2 separate regions of the Homo sapiens genome follow, and region 2 is linked to region 1. Evidence: read pairs that join two places in POLR2A ChIA-PET (ENCODE). Cell type or tissue: OCI-LY7. All regions are shown on one strand. Each heading gives the region's core, and the rest is flanking DNA. Links, peaks and the distances in the headings are about the cores only.

Region 1 (10,210 bases), core at 1,155-6,154:
TTCTGCTGATACATTACACAGGATGATCTAAAAGGCTACAGTTCTGAAGATACTCATCTTTCTTGTAATCTGGGGGCATCTGGTCAATAGTATTGCCTCTGTGCTGTATTGTGTCTAGAACATTCAAGGACATTTGATACTTCTCATACTTTAATTGCGTGCTCTCCCAGTTGCAGCACCCTCTGAGGCTTCTATGTGTTGCAGCCGATGGGCATTTGCACAGAGCAGCAGTCATGACAGCGTTTTCAGGGCAGCTATTTCTCCTTTTCCCCCTTTTCCTCTCCCCCGGCTTCCCATTCTCCTCCTCCTCCTTCCTCTTCTCGTCCCCTCCTCCTCCTCTTTGTTCTCCTCCCCCTGCTCTTCTTCCTCTCTCCTTTTCCTCCTTCTGTGTCTATACTAGATTATTTTCAATCAGTCACATGTTTTTCTTTATTTTGAATGTTACAAAATATTTCTCTATTGTAAACGGTGTGCCAGGAAAAACATGAGATGTGTATTTGTATTTTTTATGCACATAATTACTTAATCCAATGCCTCTCCACTTAATTGGGCCTGATGATTTTTATCTCGACATCTGCAATACTGATGATATACTGGAATCTCTACCAATTTATTTTTGGTGGTAAGAAAGCAGTCAGAGAACGTTTTGCTGGTTATTTCATTCCGTGTGAGTTCCCAACCAAGACTGTCAGCCCAGTGTGGTTCAGCCATATCTAACCTATAGAGGCCATAGAAGCAGTTCAGCTTAGGCTGGAGGCCAGCAGGCTGAGTGTGCGAGCTGACCCGATGGTCATTTGTTAGGGTTGGGGGGTGAACTGGCTAACTTATTAACTAGCTTATCATATTAATAAAAACTCTTTAATACAAATCCTTGTCCTGACACTCTGTAGCTTTAATAATCCTATTACCAATCTGGTAATAAATGTGAATTCTGACACATTGTTGATGCTACTGGTTTTAGTAACATAATGAACATCATAATAAAGAATATTCAAGAGTCCGCTTCTCTGGAAATTTTTTTCCTAAAGATGAGGTTATCTTGTTGTGGTGTAGTTTGTTTAGAATGCTTTTCTGAGGCAGAGTTGTCCACATCTCTTCTAACTCTTTAATTTTTAGATGGGCACTGAGAGAGCAGTCCATCTGGAGCCATGGAAGTGAGTTTCCACTTAGTGTCCACTGCAGTCAGAGGCCCTCACTGCCCCTGCACTCCGTGCTCATTCCTGATGGGTGTCTTTACTGGCGCTGTTATTTCAACTGGGTCATCCTGTTGAGTAATAGTGAAGAAACCTTGCCGCCTTAAAAGTTGATGTCAAGTTCCACCTCCTTCAAAAGCATTTGGTTTTCACTTCTTCCATCTGTGCCGAACTATGCTGCCTCTGAGTTCCTGCAGTGTTTACAGTCGGTGTAGCACAGTGTGCTGGTTGATTATTCTGAGTTCCTGTGGCATTTACAGTCAATATGGCACCATGTGCACAGTCCGTATAGGACAGTGTGCTGGTTGATTATTCTCTTCTGTGCTCTAATGTTTCCATTGCCTATGTCTCATGTCCCTGCTGACTTGGTGGACTCCTCCAGGACAGGCACTGTATATTAAACAGATAGTTATCCTTGGTGTCCCCTGAAGCACTGACCACAGTCCTGGCCACACAGTGATTTATAGTAAATGCCTGCCGGCCTCCTCCTGACTCTGTAGATACTCGTGGGCCTGTCACCCTCCCTCCACAGTTACAGTGGGTCCCCACTGGACTGCCTCCGCAAGCCCCCACACCACTTCCTCAACAGAACAGTTTTCGTTCCTCTGGACAGGAAGTGCCGGGCCACCCTGTGCCCCAGCTCAGGGCAGGTCTGAGAGGGCCGAGGGCAAGAGCAGTGAAGTAGCTGTCAGAGCCCCCCCTCTGAACAGGCCCAGGTCTGACCCACAGGTGGACAGGCCAGGTGGCAGGATAGCTAGACCTGCCACCTCTAGGCACCCATGAGGGCAAAAAGCTGTAACTGTTCTGTCTCTAAAGGAAAAACAAAACTAGATGAATTCTCAATTAATACAGCATTCAGCAACATTGTCTTTACCTCTAAAATGGGAGCTCTCTCCAGAAGCAGTCAAAGTTAGCAGCTTGCCCCCATGTCAGGTGCCATGAGCTGTTTCCCATGGGGAGTGGGATGGGTCACTAAACAGATGCACAGGTGGTGAGAGCAGGGGCGGAAGACCAGAGCAGTGAGGTGAGGGCAGGCCAAGTGGGGGAGGATTTGGAACTGACCTCAGCCCCGACAGCCAGCCAAGACTGCTGAGCGTGCGGGCGCTCGGAGCACAGAGGACAGGGCGAAGACTTTGCCTCTCTTTAGGGCGTTTGTATTAGTTACCAACCCCTATGTTCCATGAGATGGCGCGAGGCTGACAGCAAGCACGGACTGTGTGCCAGGTGCTGTTCTAGCTCTGGGGGAAAACCCAAGACTAAGATGCAGCCTTGCTCAGAAGTGGCCAGTGCGTTGCAGAGATGAGGCCTGTGTACATGACCTCAAAGAGCACACTGACAGAGATGCATGCCCCCACTGGGCACAGGGACAGCCCTGTCACAGAATTCTAAATTAAATGCTATATTCGTTTAGAATTCATCTAGTTTGGTTTTTGTCACATGGTGTTTTGTACACGTGCCCCTCCTTGTCATCACAGCCTATTGAACCACTTCCATTGCAAATGTTCTGAGCTCCTTGGTGAGTGTCTCTTCTGAGCAATGCTTGGGAACTTCTCCCGATGGTTTAATGTGCAGCTGCCCTCACATTTAGCAACACCCAGAGACACGTTAGAGGAAGAGTTTGTTTCTTCTCTAATGCCCCTGAAGATGACTTCTGAGCTAATCGCCAAATGCAGTTAGGAGGGAGTTGTAATAATCCCTTCCTAAAATGAGGAAAGTCCCCAATGATCACATGGCACACTTAAGTGATTACTAACATGCTTTGATATTGTTAGTAATATTACAGCGTGGACTGCTTTAGCACTGGTATATCTGAAGATGAACGACGCTTCATCTATTGTTCTTTAATTTGTACTTCCCATTAGCATTCAGATTTTGGCGGGGAAAGAGCTGTTCAGTGGGGAGAGGAGCACAAAAAATAGAGATTTAAATAGGTCAGGGGGAGAAGAACTCCAGGAAGACATCTTGGGAAGGGTGAAGAGCCTTAGGACCCTGCTCCGCATGCACACTGGCTCCCTGGGCATGTGTGGCTGTGTTTGGTGGTGCTAGTTCCATCACATTGGAAACTCCCACTTCATGATTAGGCATCTGTCAATAATACCTATAACGATCTGGTGTTGAGATTCTCACAATGTGTTGAAAAACACCAGATGCTTAGCTAATTCTCTATATAAGGAGTAACCAGCTGAATACATTTTCTTTTTTAATCTTTATAGAGTAACTCTTAGTTCATGGGACACAAAGTCTAAAAAGCCATGTAACTGTACCAAATCCCAGTGTCTGAAATTGTAAGTAATCACAAATCCTTCATTATTAAATATGAAATAAGGTTACTTAGAAGTCAGTAAGTGGAGCATAGTCTAGAGAAACCGGAACGGCTAGCACTGCACGTGTTACAGTTACTTCTCAGCAACCTTGTCCTAATGCTCGTTGTCAACCAAAACAGCGAGAAGCAGCCACTTTTGCATGAAGCTGGTACGAATTTTTGGTATTATCTTGGCCAACTAATTTAGTCAAGATACTGGTGGCTCACACTTCAAGGGGCGTAATTTTTCTTGGGTTTTGGTTTGCATCCTCTAGCCCCTCAGACAAGTGCTAACGATGTCATTGTTGAGCGTTAACTGTAATATTTCCACATCCCATTTTTAAAAAGTTTTATGAATTGGTTTATTCTACATTGAAATTTTCTCAGAAAGTTCTCCCCCAGCCAGGAGGTGTGGTCAAGGGATGGTAGGGCCAATTGTCACGTGGAGTCGGGGGCTGGAAGTAGACGATGTGGCTGAAGTAGGAGGCAGACCTCATTGCCATGCTTGACAGCACTAGGGGCATCAGTTTCCTCGGCCACCCTGCCAAAGCTGGCATCTGGTGTCTGTGCTGTCTGTCCTCCCTCAGCTCTTGCTGTGGGCTGCTCACTTTCTGCTCTTATGTCTGCCTAGCCTTAAGTTACACGTTGAAAAGGGAGAACATGTCCTAGTCCCAATGTCTAACGACCCTAACCACAGTCTTCACGTGATTTTTCCATTACAGAGCTCCTGCTGAAGTCACTGAGAGCCCCAGTGATGGGACAGTGATGTGGGGGTGCACCAGTGGGTAGAAATCCAGAAGTCCGTGAAACTTAGTTCACACAACCAAAGTGGAAAAACAAATTGATTTTTAAAAAGTAATTGCAGACAGTCTAGGGTTGACTGTCTGAAAATGTTTGAGCTCTCATTGGTTTAGTCTACGAGGCCATATACTTCTCTGAACATTGGAAACGCCATGACATGACTGATGGGGAAGCTAAAGACGCAGCTCTGGGTAAGGAGGAGGAAGGACAGTGGGAGAAAGCCTGGACCCTGTGACGCTGTCAAGCCAGAGCAGGCCTTCCCAGATGGAGATGTCAGATGTGGAGGAGGACCAGGTGGTGGCATCCAGAGGACAGAGCTGTGCAGGGTGGTGGGCTCCTGGGGATGGGAGCTGCTCAGCTGCTGGCTGGGTGTGGGGACCAGGCAGGTCAAATGACCATGAAGCCTAAAGCAGGGTGTAGACTGTAACTGGGGACAAAATGAGGTAACTCCTAAGGACTTGGAAACGAGATGACTCTAAGAAAGGCTTAACTTGAATTACGTCAGAATGGAAGGCCAAAGAAACAGCTTCTTGTCTAGAAGCAGCTTCCTAGCTTAATTGGTGACCGACACATGTAAGAAAGAATGTACCATCACGAGGGCACTCGGTCAGCATTGGAACAGAGGAAAGGAGGCCCAGAGTGTGTCCAGTGCTGGCAGGCGACAGAGCACTGTCTGTAAGGGCACGGAGATGCCTTCTCCACGAAGTGCTGTGTGCAGTGGGCAAGAGACTTAGAGCCCTCCCAATCTACTCGATGTCTACACACCTCGAATTCTGTGCTCAACATGCAACTGTCTGGCCATTGACTTAGCTTCCTAGTAGCTCCATACTGAGAAATGAGAGGCCTTGGAGAGACAACGTGAACATTTTGGGCACTGGAAAAGGATGTTATTTCCATCATGAATTGACGCATGGCATTCTGATCATGCATTGTGATTTGGCTGGAATCAATCCATCACTGAGAAACCAGTTATCTCTGGAAATACTAATAAAGTTTGTGTTCTGTTTTTGGAAAAGCTAAGGAATAGGTAAATTCACCCAAGCAGTGAGGTCTGTTGGTGGCAGACCCCTGACCTCGTGCTGGTGTCTCTCCATACATGCCACCTGTCCTCATGTGGAGACACTTGGTTCAGGTGAAGGAACATAAGCTGGGGATCCTCCGTTGCTTGCTTCACTCACACTTGTGGCATCATCGCCATCAATAGCTTTCCATTTCTTTTACCTTTTTATTCCCCGCAACTAAGTCATGAGCGCAAGGCAATGGAATGTAATTTTCTTAGCGTGAGTTAGTCCTACTCTCATGGGAGTCTCTGCTGTATACAGGCTATGAGGGATTATTATTATAATTGCCATCAATAGAGATAAAAACACATGACAGTATTTTTTTTTTTATTTTATAACTCTTTTTTCAGACAGGGTCTCACTGTGTCACCCAGGCTGGTGTGCAGTGGCTCAATCGTAGCTTACTGCAGCCTTGACCCCCTGGGCTCAGGTGATCCTCCCAGCTCAGCCTCCAAAGTAGCTGGAATTACAGGCATGCGCCCTCATGCCCAGCTAATTTTTTGTATTTGTTTTTAGCGATGGCATGGGTAAAAATCGATTACCACAGTCAAGGCTCCATGGAAAGTGATAGTACCCTGCTCCACTTCTCCCATAGTCTGTCTCCCTCCAAGAAGCTTCCACTCTTAGCAACTTCTGCTTTCAGGTTTCCTGGGGGAACCTCCACACCTGTAAAGATTGTCTCCTGCCCTCTTCCTGTGGTAGACAAGCGTTTTACTCGTTCATCTTCCTCCTCCACATAGAGCTGGAACTACCCTTTTTAGTTCCTCTCTTAGTTCCTTACCCCTGAAACTTGAAACAATGTACCCCAACCTTTTGTTGCTATTGTTTCAGTAGCCATAAAAAGTTGGGAATTATTTTTAACTGATAAATTAATCTGGATGATTAAAATGGTGTTGATGTAAACTGAAGAGGTAGTTAAATGCTTTCTATTTTATTGGAAACTTACTGATGGATTTTAAATTTTTTTTTTTTTTTTTTGAGACAAAGTCTGGCTGTTGTCGGCCCAGGCTGGAGTGCAATGGTGTGATCTCGGCTCACTGCAACCTCCACCTCCCAGGTTCCAGCAGTTCTACTGCTTCAGCCTCCTGAGTAGCTGAGATTATAGGTGCCCGCCACCATGCCCAGCTAATTTTTGCATTTTTAATAGAGACGAGGTTTCACCATGTTGGCCAGGCTGGTCTCAAACTCCTGACCTCAGGTGATCTGCCCGCCATGGCATCCCAAAGTGCTGGGATTACAGGCATGAGTCACTGCGCCCAGCCAGATTTTTAAAGTAATTAACATCTACCTTTCCAGCACTGTTACAAATGTCTTTCTTAATCATTTTTGTATATGTTAAACATTGATTTGCTACATCATTTTTTAAAGCAACTGTAAAATATACAACTTAAAAATTTAACGTAAAATATAAAATATAAAAACGTTTATAACAGGCCTATTTTGGTATAGGCAACAACATACAGGCTTGCGTTGGAGGTACTGCAGCTTCAGCTCCACAGCCACAACAGAGCAAATCACAATAAAGCAAGTCACACAAGGTTTTTGGTTTCCTAATGCATGTAGAAGTTATGTTTATATAACTATAAACATGCTGTAGTACAATCAGTGTGCAATAGCATTCTATCTAAAAAGTACATACCTTAATTTAAAAACACTGTTTCTAGGAAATGCTAACAATCATCTGAGCCTTCAGCGAGTTGTCATCTTCTAGCTGGTGGAGGGAGGGTCTTGCCTTAATGTCGTGGCTATTGACTGTTGAGGGTGGTGGAGGACTGAAGGCTGGGGTTGCGGTGGCAGTTTCTGAAAATAAGACAACAATGCAGTTTGGCACATCAACTGACTCTTCCTTTCAGGAAAGATTTCTCTATAGTATGTGATGCTGTTTGATAGCATTTCACCCACAGTAGAACTTTCAAAATTGGAGTTAATCCTCTCAAGCCCTGCACTGCTTTATCCACTCAGTTTATGGAATATTCTAGATCCTGTATTGTCATTTCAGCAGTGTTCAAAGCATCTTCACCAGGAGCAGATTCCATCTCAAGAAACTGCTTTCTCTGCTCATCTGTAAGAGGCAATTCCTCATTCATTACAGTTTTATCATGGTAATGAAACAATTCAGTCACATCTTCAGGTTCCATTTCTAATTCTAATTCTCTTGCTATTTCTACATCTGCAGTGACTTCCTCCACTGAAGTCTTGAACCCCACAAAGCCATCCATGAGGGTTGAAATCAACTTTTTTTTTTTTTTTTGAGACAGAGTCTTCCTCTGTCACCAGGCTAGAGTGCAGTGGCATGATCTTGGCTCACTGTAACCTCCACCTCCCAGGTTCAAGCCATTCTCCTGGCTCAGCCTCCCAAGTAGCTGGGATTACAGGCGCCCACCACCACGCCCAGCTAATTTTTTGTATTTTTAGTAGAGACAGGGTTTCACCATGTTGGCCAGGATGGTCTCAATCTCCTGACCTCATGATCCGCCTGCCTCAGCCTCCCAAAGTACTGGGATTACAGGCGTGAGCCACCACGCCCAGCTGGTTAGAATCAACTTCTAACCTCCTTTCAATGTTGATATTTTTACTTCCTCCCATGAATCATGAATATTCTTAATGGCACACAGAATGGAATAATTTCCAGAAGGTTTTCAATTGACTTTGCCCAGATCCATCAGAAGAATCACTATCAATAGCAGCTATAGATTTATGAAATGTATTTCTTAAATAATGAGACTTGAAAGTCAAAATGACACCTTGATCCATGGGCTACAGGATGGATATTGTGTTTGCAGGCATGAGAACAATATTAATCTCCTTGCACAGCTCCATCAGAGCTCTTGGGGGGCCAGGTACCTGGTCAATGAGCAGTAATATTTTGAAAGGAATCTTTTTCTGAGTAGTAGGTCTTCACGGTGGACTTAAAATATTCAGTAAATCATGCTGTAAACAGATGTGCTGTCATTCAGGCTTTGTTGTTCCATTTGTAAAGCACAAGGCAGAGTAGTTTTAGCAACATTCTTAAAGGGTCTAGGATTTGCAGAATGGGAAATGAGCATTAGCTTCAACTTAAGGTCACCAACTGCACCATATCCCAATAAGAGAGCCAGCCTGTCCTTTGAGGCGTTGAAGCCAGGCATTGACTTCTCTTCTCTAGCTGCAAAAGTTCTAGGTGGCATCTTCTTCTAGTAGAAGGCTGCTTCATCTACACTGAAAACCTGTTGTTCAGTGTAGCCACCTTTATCAGTGATCTCAGCTAGATCTTCTGGAGAACTTGCTGCAGCTTCTCCATCAGAACTTGCTGCTTCACCTTGTACTTTTCCGTTATGGAGATGGCTTCTTTCCTTCAACCTCATGAACCAGCCTCTGCTAGCTTCCAATTTTTGATGTACAGCTTCCTCACCTCTCTCAGCCTTAACGGAATTGACAAGCATTAGGGCCTTGCTCTGGATTAGGCTTTGTCCGGTTTCATCTTCTCTCCAGACCTCTCAGGCTTGCTTCATGTCAGCAGTGTTTTGCTTTCTTATAATTTGTGTGTTCACTGGAGTAACACTTTTAATTTCCTCCGAAAGCTTTTCCTTTGATTCACAGCCTATCTTGGCTTTCGACATGCCTTCCTCACTAAGCTTAATCTTTTGATTTAAAGTGAGAGACGTGGGACTCTTCTTTTCTCTTGAACACTTAGAGGCCATTGTAGAGTTGTTAACTGGCCTAATTTCAATATTGTTGTGTCTCAGGGAATATGGAGGCCTGAGGACAGGGAGAGAGACAGGGAACCGCCAGTTGGTGGAGAAGTCAGAACACACTCAGCATTCATCAGTTAAGTTCATGTTCTTACATGGACATGGCTCGTGGTACTCCAAAACAATTGCACTTAAGTTCGTGCTCTTATATGGATGTGGCTTGTGGTACTCCAAAACAATTACACTTAGTGACATCAAAGAACGAGGATTGCAGATCACTATAACAGACATAACAGTAATGAAAAGGTTTGAAACATTACAAGAATTACAGGAATATGATAAAGAGACATGAAGTGAGCACATACTGTTGGAAAAATGGAGCCGTAGACTTGCTTGATGCAGAGTTGACACAAACCTTCAATTTGTTTTATTAAAAAAGCATTACCTGTGAAGCCCAATAGAACAAAGTGCAATAAAATGAGGTTTGCCTATAAGTGTTAAATTATACATTTTTGGACAATTATTTCATAGAGTGAGAAGGAGCACTGTCCACTAGGATGGAGAGAGGTCTCTTCCTCTCAGAAAAGCAGGAATTGGTTTTATACCATGAGTGTAGATATTTTTTAGGACAGTTTTTTTGTTTTTTTGTTTTGTTTTTGTTTTTGACACAAAGTCTGGCTCTGTTGCCCAGGCTGGAGTACAGTGGTGTGATCTTGGCTCACTGCAGCCTTCACCTCCCAGGTTCAAGCAATTCTCGTGCCTCAGCCCCCTGAGTAGCTGGGATTACAGGCATGCATCACCATGCCCAGCTAATTTTTGTATTTTTAGTAGGATGGGTTTTCGCCATGTTGGCAAGGCTGGTCTTGAACTCCTGGCCTCAAGAGATCCGCCCACCTTGGCCTCCCAAAGTGCTGGGATTACAGACATGAGCCACTGCACTCAGCCTTTTAGGACAGTTTTAATTAGCCCTTTCATATATTGATTGACTTTAAGAAAATCCAGACTCAGTTTCATTTCATTATTTTTTTTTTTTTTGAGACAGGATCTCACTCTGTCACCCAGGCTGGATGAATTGATATGCAAAGGTGGTATGATCATAGCTCAATGCAGCCTTGACCTCCTGGGGTCCAGCAATCCTCCTGCCTCAACCTCCTGCTATCACAAGCCAGCTTTTTTATTTTT
Region 2 (10,210 bases), core at 3,366-8,365, 240 kb after region 1:
ATATACAAAAAAAAAAAGGTAGGTCTTATTTGGATCCTGATTTGCCACTGCCAAAATTAGAAAATCACACAAAAAAGTTATCACATGAAACTAGAACTTTCAAGTCTAAGTATTGAATAATATCAAGCAAATGTGTGTTCATTTTATTTTTAAGATGTGAGGCTTTGTGGTTGTTACGGTTAAGAGTCCTTATTCTCTGAGAACATATACTAACATATTTATAGAAGAAGCAATAATTATTTGAATATCTTCAAAATATAATGGACAAAATTGACAATAAAGAAAAAAAGATTTAATAGAACTCCTTCACCTCAAAAGACAGAATGAGGACCCACAGAATAGGTAAAGATATTCACGATATATACATCTGACAAGAGATGCCTGTCCAAAATACAAAAATCCTACTAACTGTTGTTTTAAAATACATCTCAGCTGGGCACAGTGGCTCTTGCCTATAATCCCTAGCACTTTGGAGGGCCGAGGTGGGAGGAATGCTCAAACCCAGGAGTTTGAGACCAGCCTGGGAAACATGGCAAAACTCCAACTACAAAATATACAAAACTGAGCCGGGTGTGGTGGTGCGCGCAACTGTGGGCCCAGCTAGCTACTCAGGAGGCTGAAGTGGGGGGATCCCTTGAGCCAGGAAGGTCAAGGCTGCAGTGAGCTATGATCGCACCACTGCACTCCAGCCTGGGTGACAGAATAAGACCCTGTCACTTTTTTAGAAGTCCACAATGTGCCTCTCTTCTAACAAACAGAACATGGCAAAGCTAGATGCTACGTGACTTCCAAGACTAGGTCACAAAAATGATAGCTTCCACTTAGGGGCTCTTTCTCTTGAATCACTCTCTCAGTGGGAAGTTATCACCATGTCCTGAGAACAGGAAACTCAGACATCCCTGGCAAAAGCCGATGTGAAAACGACCTGAGGTCTCCCACCAACAGCCAGAACCAGAACCTACTTGCCAGGCATGTAAATGAGCCACCTTAGAACAGATCCTCCAGCGGATCCATGAAGGCTTCAGAGGGCTAATCACACCCAAGCCAGAAGCAGACAACCATGCCACTCCCAAGTTTCTGACTCCCAGAAACTGCAAGATAATGTTTATTGCTGTTTTAATCCACTACGTTTGGGGATAATTTATTATGCAGCAAAAAATAGAAAGGTAATAAAAACAGAAAAAAGATAATAGAAAAAAAAAGGCTTAAACATATGTTTCATAAAAAAGGATATCCAAATGACCAATAAACGTATGACCTCACTACTGTAAATTAAAATTGCCCTAAGTAAGACATCTCTACACAGCTACCAGCATGGCTAAAATGAAAAGGATGAAATACTGGAGAGGATCCAGAGTAAGTGGAACTTTCACACACTGCTGATGGAAGCCTAATTTGGTACAATAGCTTTAGTAGATGCCACTACTATACATATACCTCTATGCCCTAGCAATTTCACCCTTAGGTATACTGAACAACAGAAATGCATACGTATGTTGTTGACCAAAAGATACAAACTGAATGTTCAGAGCAGCAATATCTGTAACAGCCCAAAACTACCATCTATCCAATGTCCATCAACAACAGAACAATTTCATATGACAAAATTTTGTGAAGCAACAGTAACAAATAATCAACTGTATGCAATGACTTCAGTAATTTTACAAACAATGCCAAGAGAAAGACACAAGAGTACCTACTGTAAGACTCTATTTAATAGAAACAAAACTGGGCAAAACTAATCAGTGCTGTTAGCTGTTAGAATACCGGCTGCCCCTAGAGAGGGTGTGACTGGAAGTGGACACAAGGAGACATGTGATGGCTGCTTGCCCAGGTGGATTTCAGCTTATGAAAATCTGCTTATTGTATGTACTTTTCCGTATTTCTATTGTGATTCAATAGAGTTTTTAAATAGTAATAATATAGAAGAGAAGTGGGAAATGGGGAAGTTAAGTGGGACAAGACTGGCCTTGAGTGTATGGTTGTTAGAGCTGGGTAACTGATAGTTTCATTATACTGTTCAATTTCTGCATGTCCAAATTTACCCCTAATAAAACAAGTTTTAAAATGTATTAACATAAAACTGACTGGAACTGCTGGTAAAATAGCAACTGGGGTAATTTTTCTGGCCACTGATAACAAAAAGGTGTTAAAATCTATATACCCCTTGGTCCAATTATTCTTTTATTCTAAGGTGTTTATACTGAGCACAAAGTCATATATAATAATGTCCAAAGAGCTTATAATAGAAAAAGAAATGTCTAAATATAGAGGAAGATGACACTGTGGGGAAAACCACAGAACAAACTATCCAGGTCATCCACAAATACATGGTTCCTAAATATCCAACAATAAACAACAATGATCTCATCTGAACCAAGGTTCTTTTATCTATCCAGTGAAATAGTCATTAAAAATGAGGCAATCAAAACTCAGAAAAAAACACAGGAGTTAATCTTTGTGGCCACGGATTAGGCAAAACTTTCTTAGATATGACACCAAAAACACGAGATAAAAGAAAAATAAGATAAATTGCACTTCAAATTAAAAGTTTTCATCCTTCAGTAATAACACCATCAAGAAGTGAAAAGAAAACCCAAAGAATGGAATATTGACAAATCATATTTCTGATAAAAGATTTATGTACAAGGTTGGGCGCAGTGGCTCATGCCTGTAGTCCCAGCATTTTGGGAGGCCGAGGCAGGCAGACCATTTGAGCCCAGGAGTTTGAGACCAGCATGGGCAACGTGGTAAATCCCCGTTTCTACAAAAAATACAAAAAAATCAGTCAGGCGTGGTAGCATACGTCTGTAGTCCCAGCTACTCAGGAGGCTGAGGTGGGAAGATCACCTGAGCCCACGAAGTCGAGGCTGCAGTGAGCAGTGATCGCAGCACTGCACTCCAGCCAGGTGACAGAGTGAAACCCTGTCTCAAAAGACAGGAATACAGAGGCCGGACGTGGTGGCTCATGCCTGTAATCCCAGCACTTTGGGAGGCCGAGATGGGCGGATCACGAGGTCAGGAGATCGAGACCATCCTGGCTAACACGGTGAAACCCCATCTCTACTAAAAATACAAAAAAAAAAAAAATTAGCCGGGCGTGGTGGCGGGCACCTGTAGTCCCAGCTACTCGGGAGGCTGAGGCAGGAGAATGGCGTGAACCCGGGAGGCGGAGCTTGCAGTGAGCCGAGATCGCACCACTGCACTCCCGCCTGGGTGAAAGAGCGAGACTCCGTCTCAAAAAACAAAACAAAACAAACAAACAAACAAAAAAATTAGCCGGGCGTGGAGGTGGGCACCTGTAGTCCCAGCTACTCGCGAGGTTGAAGCAAGAGAACGGCGTGAACCTGGGAGGCGGAGTTTGCAGTGAGCCGAGATTGCACCACTGCACTCCAGCCTGGGCAACAGAGCAAGACTCTGTCTCAAAAAAAAAAAAAAAAAAAAAAAAAAGACAAGAATATGGAATAATTAAGAAACTCCTACAACTTAGTAATAAAGACAAACAACACAATTTTAAAATGGGCAAGCGAGGCCAGGCACAGTAGACTGCTGTAATTGTAATCCCAGTACTTTAGGAAGCCGAGGTGTGTGAAGTGCTTGAGGCCGAGTTTGAGACCAGCCTGGCCAACATGGCAAAACCCCGACTCTACTAAAAATACAAAAATTAGCCAGATGCGGTGGCACACACCTGTAATCCCAGCTACTCAGGAGGCTGAGGCACAAGAATTGCTTGAACCCAGGTGGCAGAGGTTGCAGCGAGCTGAGATTGCACTACTGCACTCCAGCCTGGGTGACAGAGTAAGACTGTCTCCAAAAAAAAACCAAATGAGGCAAGCGCAGTGGCACACATCTACAGTCCCAGCCACTAGAGAGGCTAAGGCAGGAGGACTGCTTGAATCCATGAGTCCCCGTCCAGCCTGGACAATACAGAGAGACCCCGTCTCAAAAAGGAAGGAGGGATGGGAAGGGATGGGAAAGGCTGGGCATGGTGGCTCACACCTGTAATCCCAACAACTTTGGGAAGCCAAGGCGAGAGGAGAGAATCACTTGAGCCCAGGAGTTCAAGACCAGCCTGGACAACGTAGTGAAACCTTGTCTTAACAACAACAAAAAAAAAAAAAGAAAAGAAAAGAAAAACACAAAAAAATTAGCCAGAGATGGTGGCATATGCCTGTGGTCCCAGCAACTTGGGGGGCGGAGGTGGGAGGATCACTTCAGCCCAGGAGGTCAAGGCTATCATGCAGTGAGCTGTGACTGCACCACTGCACTCCAGCCTGGGCAACAGAGTGAGACGCTGTCTCAAAAAACAAAAGTGCTGGCATGGATATGACAAAATCAGAATCCTTACACATTGCTGGTGGGAATGTAAAATGGTGTAGACACTTTGGAGAATAGTCTCACAGTTTCTCAAAAGGATAAACACAGAGCTCCATATGACCCAACAATTCTACTCCTAGGTATGTATCCAAGAGAATTGAAACATACTTTCACAGAATAATTTGTACATAAATGTCTACAGCAGCATTATTCATAAAAGCCAAAACTCAGAAACATCCAAGTATCTATCAACTGATGAATGAATAAATAAAAGGTAATATTCCCCACATAATGAGTATTATTTGACAAAAGAAAGAAATGAAGTACTCATACATGTTACACAGATAAATCTTGAAAACATGGCTAAGAGGGAAAAAGCTAGTCCCAAAAAAGGACCACGTTTGTATGATTCCATTTATATGCCCAGAATAGGCACATCTATAGGAACAGAAAGTACAGTAGTGGTTGCCTAGGTCTAGCGGGATGAGAGAAAAATGAGAAGTGATTACTAACAGGTATAGGGTTTCCTGTGGAATAATGAAAATATTCTAAGTGATTGTGATGACAGTTGTACAACTCCATGAATATACTAAAAAACATTAACTTGTATGCGTTAAGTGGGTGAGTTATGTCTCAATAAAGCTGTTACAAAACAATAATGCAATCTATATTTGCAAAGGAAGGTGCTAAGAAAAGATTGTTTTTTAAGGGTTTTAGCATCTGTACTTTGCTTTACCAAATGTATTCACACATTTGCATTTGACCCTCACAATCTTGTATTGTAAGTTATATCATCTTTTACAAATAATCTGAGCTGGAGAGACAGTAACTGATCCAGGTAACACAGTAGGGAAGTGGCTAGGGAAGAACACACAAATGCCACCCTATTTCCATCATGCTACTGCCTCCCAAATTATGAAAAGTAAACTTTATGGTACATCACAATGGCTACTACTTTTACAGAGGATCTCATATGTGCCAGGCAGTTCTTAAACATTTTTGAGCCTGGCACTTCACAGGCACTGAAATATTTATTGAACAATTTTCACTTATTTCTCATAACTCCATTTATAGCTGATGACACTAAGAAATTAACTGTATATTGTAAAAACAAACATAAAATTTGTTTTTAAGGGGCTTGCTGTAAATACAGTTCTCAATAATGGGGCTGGGGGGCCGTTAAGATCCAGACAATAGAGGAGCAATGACATGAAGTACAGAGATTAAAACAAAAAGTCCTTTCAAAAGGGGGAGTAAACTCAAAATACCAGAGGATAATTTTTAAGCTTATACAATACCTAGTGGGAACCAAAGAAATAGAAACCCAGTGATCAAGCAATCAGTCAAGAAGAAACCAAAATGCAAGCCAATATTTAATATTTAGCTTTTTATTAATTTTTCATTAATTTTCTTAATGAAAATCCATAAGGTATTCCTTTATATCCAGTGAACCACCAAACAAATCACAAATAATTAAAACTAACACTAGAAGGGGAATATAGGGAAACAGGTCCACTCATCTATTGCTGATACACTTGCGTATAGGTACCAGCTTTTTTTTTTTTTTTTTTTTTTTTTGAGATTACAGGCGTGTCCCACCGCACCTAGCTAATTTTTGTATTTTTAGTAGAGATGGGCTTTCACCATGTGGGACAGGATGGTCTCGATCTCCTGACCTCGTGATCCGCCCGCCTCGGCCTCCCAAAGTGCTGGGATTACAGGCGTGAGCCACCGTGCCCGGCCATGATGTTTTGATACAGGCATGTAATGTATAATAATCACATCAGGGTAAATGATGTAACCATCACATCAAGCATTCATCCTTTCTTCGTGTTACAAAAAAAATCTAATTATCTTTTTTATTTATTCTTTTTTTTTTTTTTTGAGATGGAGTCTCGCTCAGCTGCCCAGGCTGGAGTACAGTGGCGCAATCTCGGCCCACTGCAAGCTCCTCCTCCCGGGTTCACGCCATTCTCCTGCCTCAGCCTCCAGAGTAGCTGGGACTACAGGCTCCCGCCACCACGCCCAGCTAATTTTTTTGTATTTTTAGTAGAGAGGGGGTTATACCGTGTTAGCCAAATTGGTCTTGATCTCCTTACCTTGTGATCCACCCGCCTCAGCCTCCCAAAGTGCTGAGATTACAGGCAGGAGCCACAGTGCCTGGCCGGGTACTAGCGTTTTAAAAGAGTACTATAATGACATACAAGATTAATAAAAATAACAGTACCTTGGCCAGGTGCAGTGGCTCACGCCTGTAATCCAGTACTTTGGGAGGTCTGGAGTTTGAGACCACCCTGGGCATCTCTACTCTGTCTCTGTGTGTGTGTGTATTTTTTTGTATATATATTTTATATATATATATATATATATGGTTTTGTTTTTTTTTTTTACCCCAAGCATGATGGCTCACACCTATTGTCCTAGCTACTGGGAGGCTGTAGCAGGAGGATCACTTTGAACCCAGGGCTGAAAATTGCAACAAGCTATGATCGTACCATTGCACACCAGCCTGGGTGACAAAGCAAGACTCTGTCTCTAAAAAATTAAAAATTAAAAATGGCAGCACCTTTTGATTACATAATCTCATGACAATTTTTAAAAATTTATGAAATAGAGGGAGAAATTATTTATACAAAGAATAATAGTGATAATGGCTAGACATGTTAACTACCACCAATGTATACTGTAATATAAACATTACATGAACTATCATTTAATCCTTAAAATAACTGTTATCCTTCCCATATGTAAGCGAGGAAACTGAAGCTCAGAGAGCAAATAACTAGTCTTTGGAAGTATCAGGATTCAGGCTCATTAGCACTTAGACCCTACATATCCAGGGTCATAACTGCTTTGAGGGCAGAATGAGCACAAGTGGAAATGCCCAGTAAGCACCGGAACTCAACAGAAAATCAGGGTTAGAAGTAGGTATGAGCATCATTAGCACATACCTGGTAAGTTCAGCCATGAAAGTGGAGACCACCCAAGAAACAGTGTGGAAAATAAGAAAGGCTGGAGAACAAAATGTGAAAGTGGCCCAGAAGAAAATTAAGAGAGGCCAAGAATGGTAGGAAGAAAACCAGGAAAATATAGTAACACAGACCTTGTAAATTCTATAAAGAAAACCTCCCTGGATTTTGCTGCCAGAAAGATTTAAGCAACCAACAATGCTTTGAAAACCACTGTACAGCTCATGTCTATAAACACTCAAAAAGAGGTGCTAGCTAATGTGGGCAAAGTGGAACCCTCATGTGCCACTGGGGAAATGTAAAATGGTACAGTCATGGAAAACAGTATGGCAGCTCCTCAAAAAAGTAGAATGAGAACTGCCATATGATCTAGCCATTCCACTTCTTGGTATATACCCTAAAGACCTGAGAGCAGAGACTTGAACAGATATTTATACACCCATGTTCATGGCAGCATCACTCTCAATGGCCAAAAGGCAGAGGCACTGTAGTGTCCATTGATGGATAAATGGATAACCAATGTTGTATATACATAAAATGAAATATAACTCAGCCTTAAAGGAAATTCTAGTCAGGCGCAGTGGCTTACGCCTGAAATCCCAGCATTCTGGGAGGCCAAGGTGGGAGGATCACTTGAAGCCAGGCAAGACCAGCCTGGGCAACATAGCAAGACCTCAAAAAATAAAAATAAAACTTAGCCAGGCATGGTGATGCACACCTATGGTTCCAACTACTAGGGAGGTTGAGGTGGGAAGATCCCTTGAGCCCAGGAGTATGAGGTTGCAGTGAGCTATGATCATGCCACTGTAGTCCAGCAACAGAGCAAGACTCTGCCTCTAAAAAATTTAAAAATAAAAAAAGAAAGGAAATTCGGACACATCCTACAACATGAGTAAACCTTGAAGACACTGTGCTTGAAGCCAGTGATAAAAGGACAAATACTGTATGATGCAATTTACACAAGGTACTTAGAATAGTCGAATTCATGGAGACAGTAGAACGGCAGTTGCCAGGGTCTGGGCGGGAGCAGGAGTTAGTGTTTAATGCAAGCTGGTCCAACCTGTGGCCCAGGACAGCTCTGAATGAGGCTCAACACAAATTCATAAACTTTATTAAAACGTTGAGTTTTTTGTGTGGTTTTTTTTTTAAGCTCATCAGCTATCGTTAGTGTTACTGTAACTTATGTTTGGCCCAAGGCAACTCTTCTTCCAATGTGGCCCAGGGAAGCCAAAAGATGATTTAATGGCTACTGTGTTTCAGTATGGGAAGATGAAAACCATTCAGGAGATGGATGGTGGTGATGATGGTTGATCAACAATGTGGATGTATTTAATGCCACTGAACGGTACACTCCAAACAGTTAAAATGGGCTGGGACTGGTGGCTCACACCTATAATCCCGACACTTTAGGAGGCTGAAGTAGGAGGACTGCTTGAGCCCAGAAGTTCAGGACCAGCCTGGGCAACACAGCAACACCCATCTCTACAAAAAATAAATTTTTAAAAAAATAGCTGGGCACAGTGGTGTCTGACTGTAGTCCTAGCTACTCAGGAGGCTGAGGTGGGAGGATCCTTGCACCTAGAAGATGATTGCACCACTGCACTCCAGCCTGGGCAACAGAGCAAGACTCTGTCTCAAACACACACACACACACACACACACACACACACACACACACACACACACACAGCTGAAGACACTTAACAACCTTCTGGTTTAAACACTGAGACTCTGAAAAAAAAATTTTTAATAAAGACACTGAACAAGCATCAGAACCAGAGTCAAATATGGCTGCAATGGCAGAATTACCAAACCAGCAATTTTTTTTTTGGAGACAGGATCTCGCTTTGTCACCCAGGCTGGAGTGCAGTGACACAAACAAGGCTCACTGCAGCCTCAACTTCCTAGGCTCAAGTGATCCTCCTGCCTCAGCCCCAAAAAGTAGCTGGGACTACAGGTGTGTGCCACCACGCCCAGCTAATTTTTGTACTTTTTGTAGAGATGGGGTTTCATCAAGTTGACCAGGTTGGTCTCAAATTCCTGAGTCAAGCAACCTGCCTGCCTCAGCCTCCCAAAGTGCTAAGATTACAGGCCATGCCCGGCCACTAGCAATTTTGTAAAAAACACGATTAATATGCTAAAGGCTTTAGTGAAAAAGGCAGACAACAAGCAAGAACAGAAAGATAACATAAGCAGAGAGATGGAAATTCTAAGAAATAACCAATTAGAAATGCTAGAGAAAAAGACACTGTAACAGAAATGAAGAATCCCTCTGTGGATCTATCAGTAGGCTAAACACGGCTGAAGAAAGAATCTGAGCATTAGGATATGACAATAGAAACTTCCGTAACTGAAAAGGAAAGAGAAAAAAATACAAAAGAAAAAAAAAACAGAAAATATCCAAGAACTATGGGACAACTACAAAAGGTATAACATATGTGATGGTAATATCTGGAAAAAAGAGGAAAGAAGCAATATTTGAAGTAATAACGACGGAGATTTTTCCAAATTGTTGTCAGGCACCAAACCATAGATCCAGAAAGTTCAGGAAACAATGCCAATAAAAAGCCAAGCAATGACCTCCCCACTTACCCCCCACCAAAAAAAAACACCACTGAGCAATATCATAGTCAAATGTCAGAAAATCAAAAACAAAAAAAAATCTTAAAAGAAATCAAGGTGGGAGGGAACCTTACCTACAGGGTAGCAAAGGCAAGAATTACATCTAACTTCTTAGAAACCATGCAAGCAGGAAAGAGTAGAATGAAATATTTATAGCACTGAGAGGGGGAAAAATAACACCAACCTAGAATTCTGCACCCTGAAAAAGTATCCTTCAAAGTGAAAGAGACAAACAAAATTGAGGGGATTTGTTTCCAGGAAACCTATGTTGCCAAAATTATTTCAGAAAGAAGGAAAATGAT

The links. Peaks named below come from ENCODE experiments on the same cell type or tissue, not always from the same donor. Only the 100,000 strongest peaks of a DNase experiment are listed, where the experiment ranks them.
Region 2: POLR2A ChIA-PET joins it to region 1 with 9 read pairs; 2 of 35 experiments call an interaction of 5 or more read pairs at or near these places.

The regions. Positions count from the first base shown.
Region 1 is chr11:68,726,922-68,737,131 of GRCh38, reverse strand. The region is part of intron 6 of TESMIN (testis expressed metallothionein like protein); the gene reads left to right. Among named protein-coding and RNA genes, the nearest start is that of TESMIN, 19 kb to the left of the region's middle. In OCI-LY7, for the core only: no CTCF peak of the experiment used is centred there; no DNase peak of the experiment used is centred there.
Region 2 is chr11:68,490,094-68,500,303 of GRCh38, reverse strand. All of the region lies in intron 1 of PPP6R3 (protein phosphatase 6 regulatory subunit 3), which reads right to left. Among named protein-coding and RNA genes, the nearest start is that of PPP6R3, 34 kb to the right of the region's middle. In OCI-LY7, for the core only: no CTCF peak of the experiment used is centred there; no DNase peak of the experiment used is centred there; H3K27ac peaks cover 627 bases.